Regions from separate parts of the Homo sapiens genome. Here all the other regions are linked to region 1. The links are chromatin contacts, found by Hi-C or POLR2A ChIA-PET in ENCODE. All regions are on one chromosome and are shown on one strand. Each heading gives the region's core, a stretch centred on a gene start or an enhancer-like site at or near the end of the contact. The rest is flanking DNA. Distances are from core to core; before and after follow the strand shown. Region 1 holds the start of ATL2 (atlastin GTPase 2). Region 2 holds the start of CDC42EP3 (CDC42 effector protein 3). Region 3 overlaps CDC42EP3 (CDC42 effector protein 3).

Region 1 (2,700 bases), core at 98-2,597:
AGAACTACCAGGAATGATGAAGTATATTTCAAATAAACTTTCCTATTAAAGTGAGTCCTTGTGGTTAACATCATACCAAAATGCTTTACATTTTATCCAGCAAAACCTTTACACACCGTAAAAAAAGAAATCTTAAGACACGAGCTCGTATCTGTATTTAATAATAAACTCTTATCTTGGCCGTACTTACCAAATCGTAGGCTTTTACTATTTATAAGCCTTTGAAAAAACTTTATGCCTTTCTTAAGTACCATCAAAATTTTCAATCAGGATTTCATGCGATCAATTCGCACCACAGTGAGAGATCAAACGCTAAACTCCTATAAATAGGGGTGTTATGAGTGAGAGGGATACACTGCGCTGCCAACGCAACTGCGTCTTCGAGGGGGCAGGGGCGCTCCTGGTACACGTACAGTAGGAGCTCACATTCAGCAAAACCAGGGAGCCAAGGATCAGGTGACTTCACACTACAGACACTTTCAGAGTGATCAGGCCTTACTATCGTCCAAGTGACTCGTAAACGGCTCATAACCCCAGTTTGACACGAAAATCTAGACTTGCACCCTAGCCACGCACAACCCGCGCGAATGGGTTCGGGAGCCGAGGAGCCCCGAAACGCGAGCCCGGGGACAGAGCCCTGGCCTGCGGACTGCGGTTCCCTCCAGGAAGGGTGTCTAAGGAGCTTTCGGACCCGGCAGCAAGGTGTCTGCTCCCCGCGCGACCTCCTCCTCCGCGGGGCCCATCATGCCCTGGCCACCCCTTCCTCCCTGTCCGCGTAAGGGACAGCGAACGCCCACCAGCTAACGGGTCGCCCCGCCGCGTCCGGAGCTCGCCGGACGGAGCGGAGCCGCAGCCGACCTCCCCGCGCCCCGGGCAGGCGGCCACGGCTCAAGGCCGCCCCCTAAGGTCGGGGCGGACACGGCGGCAGCCACGCGGCGGGCTGGCGGGCAGGGGGCCGGGCCGGTCGCAGACGCGCGCGCCACTGGTTCTCCCAGCAGCTACTGGAGCCGCGGCCCACGAGCCGCCCTTTCAGGCCGCGCGCTGCGGGAGCGCGGGGCGCGGCTGAGGCTAGGCCCGGCGGGCAGGCGCGGCGGCGGGAGGAGACCTGAACCAGCCGCGGACTCCGACCCCGCCGCCTGCGGCCGGTGCCCGCGAGCCCGAGCAGCGAGCGTCTCTCCCCATCAGGGCCCCGCGGCCTCTGCCTCGCTGGCCCGTACCTAGGGAGGTCGTGGACGAGACGTGGTTAACCGCGGCGCTTGGGTCGCTGGTCCGTCGCCGGCGCCACAGCCCCTGGTGCGGTTGCTGCCCTCGCGCTGCCTCGTCCCCCTCCGCCATCTTGTACCGATTTAAAATTAACTCCCCACTGACGTCAAACGCCGCCGCCGCTTTATCAACCTCCCGGGAGCCGGCGGGGTGGCCGGCGGGTCCTAGCGCCGCTCTCCGCCTGTATCTCCTCGCCCTCCGCCTGTATCTCCTCGCCCTCCGCCTGTATCTCCTCGCCCTCCCTCCGCCCCCGCCCCGCCCATCGCTCGCTCGCTCCGCCCTCGCCCTGCCCGCCTGCAGATCCGTCTCCCCGGCTCCAAGTTTCTGGTTGGACTGGGGCGGGGGTGTCCCTGCCGCCGCCGTCTCACACCCCCACCTCCCTGAGCTCAGCACCACACCCCCTTAGCGCTGGGCCAGGCTCTGCAAACGCAGAAGGGAGCTCCAGAGAACTAAGTCCCTCCCTCCCAATTCGCTTTACATCTCTAATCGTTGATTCGTGCGTCCTGCACGTGAGGTGGCTTTCGCACCCCTTCTCTCCTTTTCATCGCCCCCTCCTCATCACAGCCATTCCCCTCCTCTCTCCCCATCCACCCCCCAAGTTGTTGCCAGTGCCCTGCTTTTCCTCTTGATCTTTTCTTTCCTCACCCAAGTCCCTACTGTTGCTTCCCCTCCCCCCCACCATCCTAAGGTTTGTTTGCATTCGCTCCCCATCTACTTATGAGACCTTCCCCCATCTTCTCAACTGTGTATACCCTGGCCCTGTGCTCCTAGCACCTTGCAGAGGCATGCCAGAAAGCACTCTAATCGGAAAATGAATCGTGGCAGGTTCTTACCTAATTGTGATGAACCTTCTTCTGGGGATCCAGTGACATCCAGTAGAAAGTTCAGGTCACTTTTTAAATTACAAGTCAGCCCGTGGAGGCGTCTGTGAAACATGATCCCTTTGGATTTTTACCATACTGCCAGCTGCATTAGAAATTCCTCTTCTCCAGTAAAAACAGATGTCCGGGTGTACAAACAGCTGTTTTGTCCAGGTCTTTTCATAAGTCTAAAATTCACAGCATGCACAATCTCTAGAAAAGCACTGGTGTTATTAAAGCTTTCAAAATACCATTCTAGGTAGGGCATGGTGGCTCACGCCTCCCGGGTTCAAGCAATTCTCTGCCTCAGCCTCCGGAGTAGCTGGGATTACAGTCCCCCGCCACCACACCCTGCTAATTTTTGTATTTTTATAGACACGGGATTTCACCATCTTGGCCAGGCTGGTCTTGAGCTACTGACCTCGTGATCCACCCGCCTCAGCCTCCCAAAGTGCTGGGATTACAGGCGTGAGCCACTGCGCCCGGCCCATCCAAATATATTTCAACAGAATATGGAGTTTGTCATCATTGTCACATAAATCTAGGAGAATAACTATATACGTGTTCTTGGCAATAT
Region 2 (2,824 bases), core at 150-2,649, 710 kb before region 1:
TCTCCTAATTTTTGTTCCTTTTAAAAGGCAGTACTCCCAAGAAACTCTTGGATATTGTGAGAATTAAGAGCTGGGAGATGGGGATGGAATCTTTGTCTCCCTAACACATTCATCAGTTCCCTCCCTAGAGCCCCCCTACAACCTCAGCACACAGCAGCAGCCCACTCCTCCAAATACGCCAGGGCTGGAAAGATTCATGTTGCAATACCCTCCTGACATTCCTCATTTTAATTCGCTCACTTTTTTTTTTTTTTTTTTTAAACAAAATGTAATTACTTGACTGTCAGCCTAGGCTGCACTCTGGGGCTTTTACTCCTTTCAACACAGCTGCGCTCCCGGCTTTGATGCTGCTGTCCACGCAGCTTGTCCCAGCCACAGCCTGGCTCTCAGTAATGTAACATTCAAGTGCATATTTATTTTTAAACTGACCTCTCCTAGACTGCACAGTATAAAGGAGATCCTGCCCAAAAATATGCTACTTTCTATTTATAAGATGAAACACATGCCTCCCAAAGTCGAGAGAGGGATAGAGTATAATAATTCATAACGAAAAAATGGCCAGATCCATTCATCCTCACATGTCTGATACTTGTCTGTGTCAAGCCACTTAGTTTCAAGGAGAAAGGGAAGAAAACAAAAAACAAAAAACCTTGTAAACGTCTCAGCTGTTCACCGTCAAAAAACAAAAAAGTCAATATCCAGATCTGCAGGTTGGCGCCCCACTAACAATGTCCTCCATTAAGAAAGAGGAGGGCACCGGGCAGGCGATGCCACGGCAGAGCTGTGCGATGCACCCATGTGCGGCCCTGGTACCAATCCATGATGCGAGGGGCGCGGTAGCCAAGCGCGGCTTGTTCTCAGATGGAAAAATGCTATACGCGCCCAGAATGGCTCTGCCAATAGCTCGGAGGGTGCAATGTGGCCGCGCAGCCCCACCCTGAAAAGTAGTGGGCACAAATGGTGGAGCTCTGAGTCCTGGTCGTGCCGCCGGACCCCCTCCTGGCTTGCTTTATGTCCCCTTCGTTCCGTTGGACACTAGATGGGAAAGCGATGCCCTGGGTATCCCGACTCCCTGCTGGTTTCCCAGCCTAACACCAGCGCACGCCGGAAGCGGCCACGGCCGCGGGCGGGACAGACTCACAGACAGGTAGAGAGGAAGGAGCCCTGGGCTGCCCCGACTCACCGGCCGCCGCTGAGGATCCCAGCCGCTGCCCCGGGCCTCCCGCGGGCGCACGCAATCCCTGCCGCTGTGCGCAGATCCAGCCGAGTCTGCCGGCGTGGTGCCTGCTCACCGCATTATCCGCTCCGAGACGGCGTGAAGGCGCCCCAGGCCGGTGGCCGGGTCTCCGGGCTAGCCCCGCGCTGCGGTCCCCCGGCCGCGAGAGAAGGTGCGCGCGACTGAGCGCGGGGCGGCCGGACGCGAGGACTGAACCTGCGGAGGGCGGGGCGGCGCGGGGCGGGGCCGGCGGCGCGGGGACTCACTGGGGCGGGGCGGAGGGCGCGGGCAGCGGGGCCGACCCTCCCAGCCGCGGTACCTGTGCCCTGGCCCGGGGCCAACCGGTGGCCGGGCGCGCGCGCGGGGGGGGGTCACCGTTGGACCCTCGGAGGACAATGGGCGCCCATTGTTACCTCCCCAGCGCCACCCCCCAGTAGGCGACTTCTCTCGGAGAAGATGCCGCTTTCGACTCCCTAAGCACAAAGAAAGGTCGCCGGACGCTCGGTTTAAAGAGGGACCCGGAGGTGCTGCCGCCCGGGTGCACGGGGACAATAGGACTCCGCCCGCACCCCGGACTCCCGCACTAAAACTCGTGCGCCCACCTCTCCCGATCCCAACAGGCCGACCTAGCTGTGCGAGTGGCGGGCGGTGACCCGCAGGGAAGCGAGGCCACCTGAGTGCGCCGCCCCGGCCAGGCCGCAGCTCCCCAGGTCCCTCTCAGCCCGGGCTCCGGTGGGCGCGGAGGGGGAGGGTCGCGTTCTGTCAGTTTCTAGCTCGCTCCCCTCAGAGCTGCAGCCAAAACCCGGAGAGTGGAATAAGCGCCCTGAAGATGCCGGAGCTCCCGGCTGAGCAACTGGACACGCGACGAACAGCAGACGCTACAGGTTCTCCTACCCAGAGGGAGGCGTTTCTTCTCCCTCAGGGTCTTTCAAAAGGATTTGCCTAAAGCTGGGGCAAGCCGGTGGCGGCTGCCCCAGACGCGCGACGAGGCGCAAGTGGCGCAGCTGCCGGCCCGAGAGAGTAAAATTCAGGCCGCGGTGGCACCTGCGCCCGCCGGTCACCCGGCCACCGCCAGCGCCGCCGCCCGGCGCGCCCCTCCCCTCCGCCGGGGCCGGAGCGTGAACCGGGTTAATGAATGCTAATTTTCTTAATCGGCCTCCGTCTCTTCCTCCTCCGCGAGTCGTCGGCCTGGGGAAGGAGTAGGCGACAGGAAAGGGCGGTGTTTTCCGGCTGGGAGGTCCCAGCCCGCATGGTCAGCCAGGGGAGGGGGCTGGGACCCCTGGGAGTCGGACGCTGGGGGCCTGGCCTCTGCCCTGAGACTCTCGGGTTGGATGGAAATCCTGGCACAACGCGGAGAACCTCCCGGATACCTTGGCTTTGCCGAGAGATATCAGCTTCAGGTCATCACCGCGGTGCCCTGGGTCTGTCTGAAACCTTAGAGGGTGCGCCTTAAGCCGATGTTGTAAACCCAGGCTGACTTTAAGGTGAAGTGAAAAGGAAACGCACACAATCTGGAAAGCAAAATACTTGGGTGGGGTGTTAAAAGCCTCAAAGAAAAATAGTAGTTGGCAGGTCAAATGGCCATGAGGTTGGAAGTCAAATACGAAA
Region 3 (2,700 bases), core at 168-2,667, 720 kb before region 1:
CCTGGCCTCAAGTGATCCTCCTGCCTCAGCTTCCCGAGCAGCTAGGCTTACAGATGAGCCTCACCATGCCTGGCTCTCTAGTTTTCTTGCATTTCTCTACTCCCACTATCTTACCTAAATCTTAAAAGACAGACAAAGGTTCTTATAGTTAGCCCTTTCTCAAAAACCTTGACCCTGAAATTTGAACTTCCCACAATTATTCCTGGTTTCTTTCTAGTTCCACAAACTTTCTCCTAGTTCTTGGATCATGGTTTGTTCCTCTTTCCCTTCATAGATAACACTGGAGATAACATTCATCTCAGAAGTTAGATTCCTTTAAAAACAAATGCTCTAGTTCCTGGGGCACTAGAGAGAAAAGATTTGCCAACAAAAGGGTCCAGCTTGCCAGTCAGTCATGTGGCAGGTCAGAGAGAACACATGTGGCAGGCAGACAGGTGGGCACAGTGCTGCTGAGAACGGACATGCTCCCTTACAGGTTGTGTGAGAAATCCAAGAGTTTCAATACACAAAAGGACCGGAGAGGAAGCTACGGCCCTGGTTTTTATAAGGAAGGAAGAGAGCCGGGTTGCACTAGGCTAGACAATTCTAGTTTCTTGTGACTGACTGAAGCGTAAATGACAGTGATAATGATAGAAATAATCACAGCAGTAATAAATAATTTGGTTAAGAAAAAAACTGAAGCGGTGCTTTGCTTCATTTCTTACCATCTTTTTGGCAAACAGAATGATGCTGAAAATATCAAAACAGGGCAGCAGCCAGGAGGAAGGGAAAATCAAGCGGTTTTAAAAAATGACAGACAGAAAAATCAGCTCCTAAGTTACTTAGAGTTGATGCACTGGCAACTTACAGGACTCTGAAAAGAACCAAGGAGTTGGGATATTTTTAAAATTCCATTTATTTTAAAGGAATGTTTGGTTTGCCTACTAATTGTTTTTAGATTAATTCTTAGTGGAGAGAAAAAGTAAAAAAAAAAAAAAATTGCATCCTGCAAAACAGGTTGCAGTGTTAATTTAAAACACACATGTATAAAAATGGGCAGGTGGGTTGAGGGGTGCTACTGCCCCCAGGGACCTGCGGCTCTGTTCTTTTCTCCTCCTTGCAGGAAGTGAGCCTGCATCCGACTTCCCCTTTCTGGCTCGGTTGTCACATCCTTCAGGGACATTCCAGCTTCTGATCACTTTTCGCTTTGCCTCAGCACAGTCGCACTATGCGGCCAGTCACGGCACCACTGCACTACTGCACCATCTGAGCCCCATGCCAGAGTATCCAGCGACTCCTCCTGCATGTTGGAACCAACAGTCCTAGGGGAGGATGATGACTCGGCCAAGTACCCTCCGCCGCCTCCCTACCCCCAACCATCTGTGGGCTATGTCTCTCTGCTGCCAACCAGAAGATAATAATTCCACTGTGCCAAGCGCCCAGAACATGATCCTAGGCTCCACATTTAGAAGGGATAAAGGCTACCTGGAACATGTCCCCGCATGTTCAGAGGGAGGCAAATGGGAGGAAGTGAAGGAGCTCGATTAGGACATGTGAGAAGAGGCTGAAGGAATAGAGCAGCTTAAAGAGAACTCATAGAAAGAGAAAACTAATCTTAAGGGATCTGAAGGATTCATTTAATTGTAATGAAAAGGAATTAACTTGTTCTGGGAGGCCCTAGAGCTACCAAGCAGAAACTACAAGGAAAGATTTTGGCTCCTCCAAGTAACAGCTCAGGTTTCTCAAAAGATGGAATGGGCTGGGGTGGGGAGGGGACAGCAAGTATGGCCATGGGATGAAGCTCTCACAGAGGGGAGGGCGGTTACCCTGCGCCTCCCTGACAGTGCGTGAAGGGAGGTGTTCACGTTCCCATTTATTCTGAGTTTCCTGTATGGGAACACGATCACTGCCAATTTCCTTGTAGTCCCATGTCACTTTTCCATAGAAAAACGCACACGGACTTTCCCTTGAAGAAGCTTTCTCTTTGAACACGGCAGTCTTCTTACTAATATAGAAATGACCAGCCAATCTTTGGGATCAGAAACACTAAAATATTACTACAATGTGGACGCTCATGTCAATCCTTTTACAAACCTCTGTAGGAGTGCTTCTCTGAATAATTTTAAAATTGAAGGGGAAAAAAACCCCATAGTGTTAGATTTTCATTTAAGTTCAATGCTGAATTTCTAAGGCGGAAATCAGTGTAACCAGAAGCACCCAGTAACCCGAAGGGGATGCTTTTCATATTTTCAGTCTGTTTAACTCCACCCATTTGAGAAGATAAGAAGATGCCTTTTCTATTTTTAGATTCTTACCCTCTCCCCATATCATCTAAACTGAGGACATAGCTCTAAGCTTCAAGACTATGAAACTCTATTAGCTGGCTCCCCAGCTGCTGAGCTCTGTTATGCAAATGAACTTAGCCAGAACGAGCAGGCGGTATTTTAAAGACCCATTCAAAGTCTGATACATCTCACCTTCCATTATTTTAAAGGACTTTCATTTGTGATTCAGCTACAGCTTGAATTTATTGTTCTTTTACAACCCTGATTATATACAGACCCACAAATACCATATGTGAGACTCAGTGCTAATTTGTGTACACGTCTCATTTTTATGGGATCTAATTTGAAAGATCTCTTAGAAGCAAAATTGGAAGACAGAAGGTCCACCTCACATAGCACCAAGTCTGCACTTTTGAACAGAGGCCATTAGGACCTT

The links. A loop is a pair of places that touch in the nucleus more often than their neighbours do. ChIA-PET counts read pairs that join two places held with the same protein, here RNA polymerase II (POLR2A). Pooled maps may share reads with other maps.
Region 2: a map of CD4-positive, alpha-beta T cell shows a loop between it and region 1 (4-fold over the local background). The contact joins the promoter of CDC42EP3 here to the promoter of ATL2 in region 1. A Hi-C loop is called at or near these places in 1 of 168 maps with a recorded cell type or tissue (CD4-positive, alpha-beta T cell), 1 of 37 single-sample maps with no recorded cell type and 8 of 50 pooled maps.
Region 3: a pooled map shows a loop between it and region 1 (3-fold over the local background). The contact joins the enhancer-like site here to the promoter of ATL2 in region 1. A Hi-C loop is called at or near these places in 1 of 37 single-sample maps with no recorded cell type and 3 of 50 pooled maps. POLR2A ChIA-PET finds 5 or more read pairs at or near these places in 3 of 52 experiments (GM10248, activated T-cell and activated naive CD4-positive, alpha-beta T cell).

Annotation. Positions count from the first base shown.
Region 1 is chr2:38,375,926-38,378,625 of GRCh38, forward strand. It overlaps ATL2 (atlastin GTPase 2), which reads right to left and starts at 1,348. Exons shown (of 13, transcript NM_001135673.4): 1 at 1,218-1,348. The coding sequence starts at 1,335. RefSeq lists enhancers at 440-941, 942-1,441, 1,268-1,517 and silencers at 768-1,267, 1,488-1,647, 1,718-1,767.
Region 2 is chr2:37,670,243-37,673,066 of GRCh38, forward strand. It overlaps CDC42EP3 (CDC42 effector protein 3), which reads right to left and starts at 1,400. Exons shown (of 2, transcript NM_006449.5): 1 at 1,184-1,400. RefSeq lists silencers at 1,189-1,678, 1,849-1,908, 1,919-1,988, 2,209-2,378.
Region 3 is chr2:37,652,799-37,655,498 of GRCh38, forward strand. All of the region lies in intron 1 of CDC42EP3 (CDC42 effector protein 3), which reads right to left. Among named protein-coding and RNA genes, the nearest start is that of CDC42EP3, 17 kb to the right of the region's middle. RefSeq lists enhancers at 1,274-1,483, 2,151-2,210. Within about 2 kb of position 1,418, at least 25 of the 41 ENCODE cell types and tissues checked have a DNase peak (open chromatin) inside an H3K27ac peak, as active enhancers do.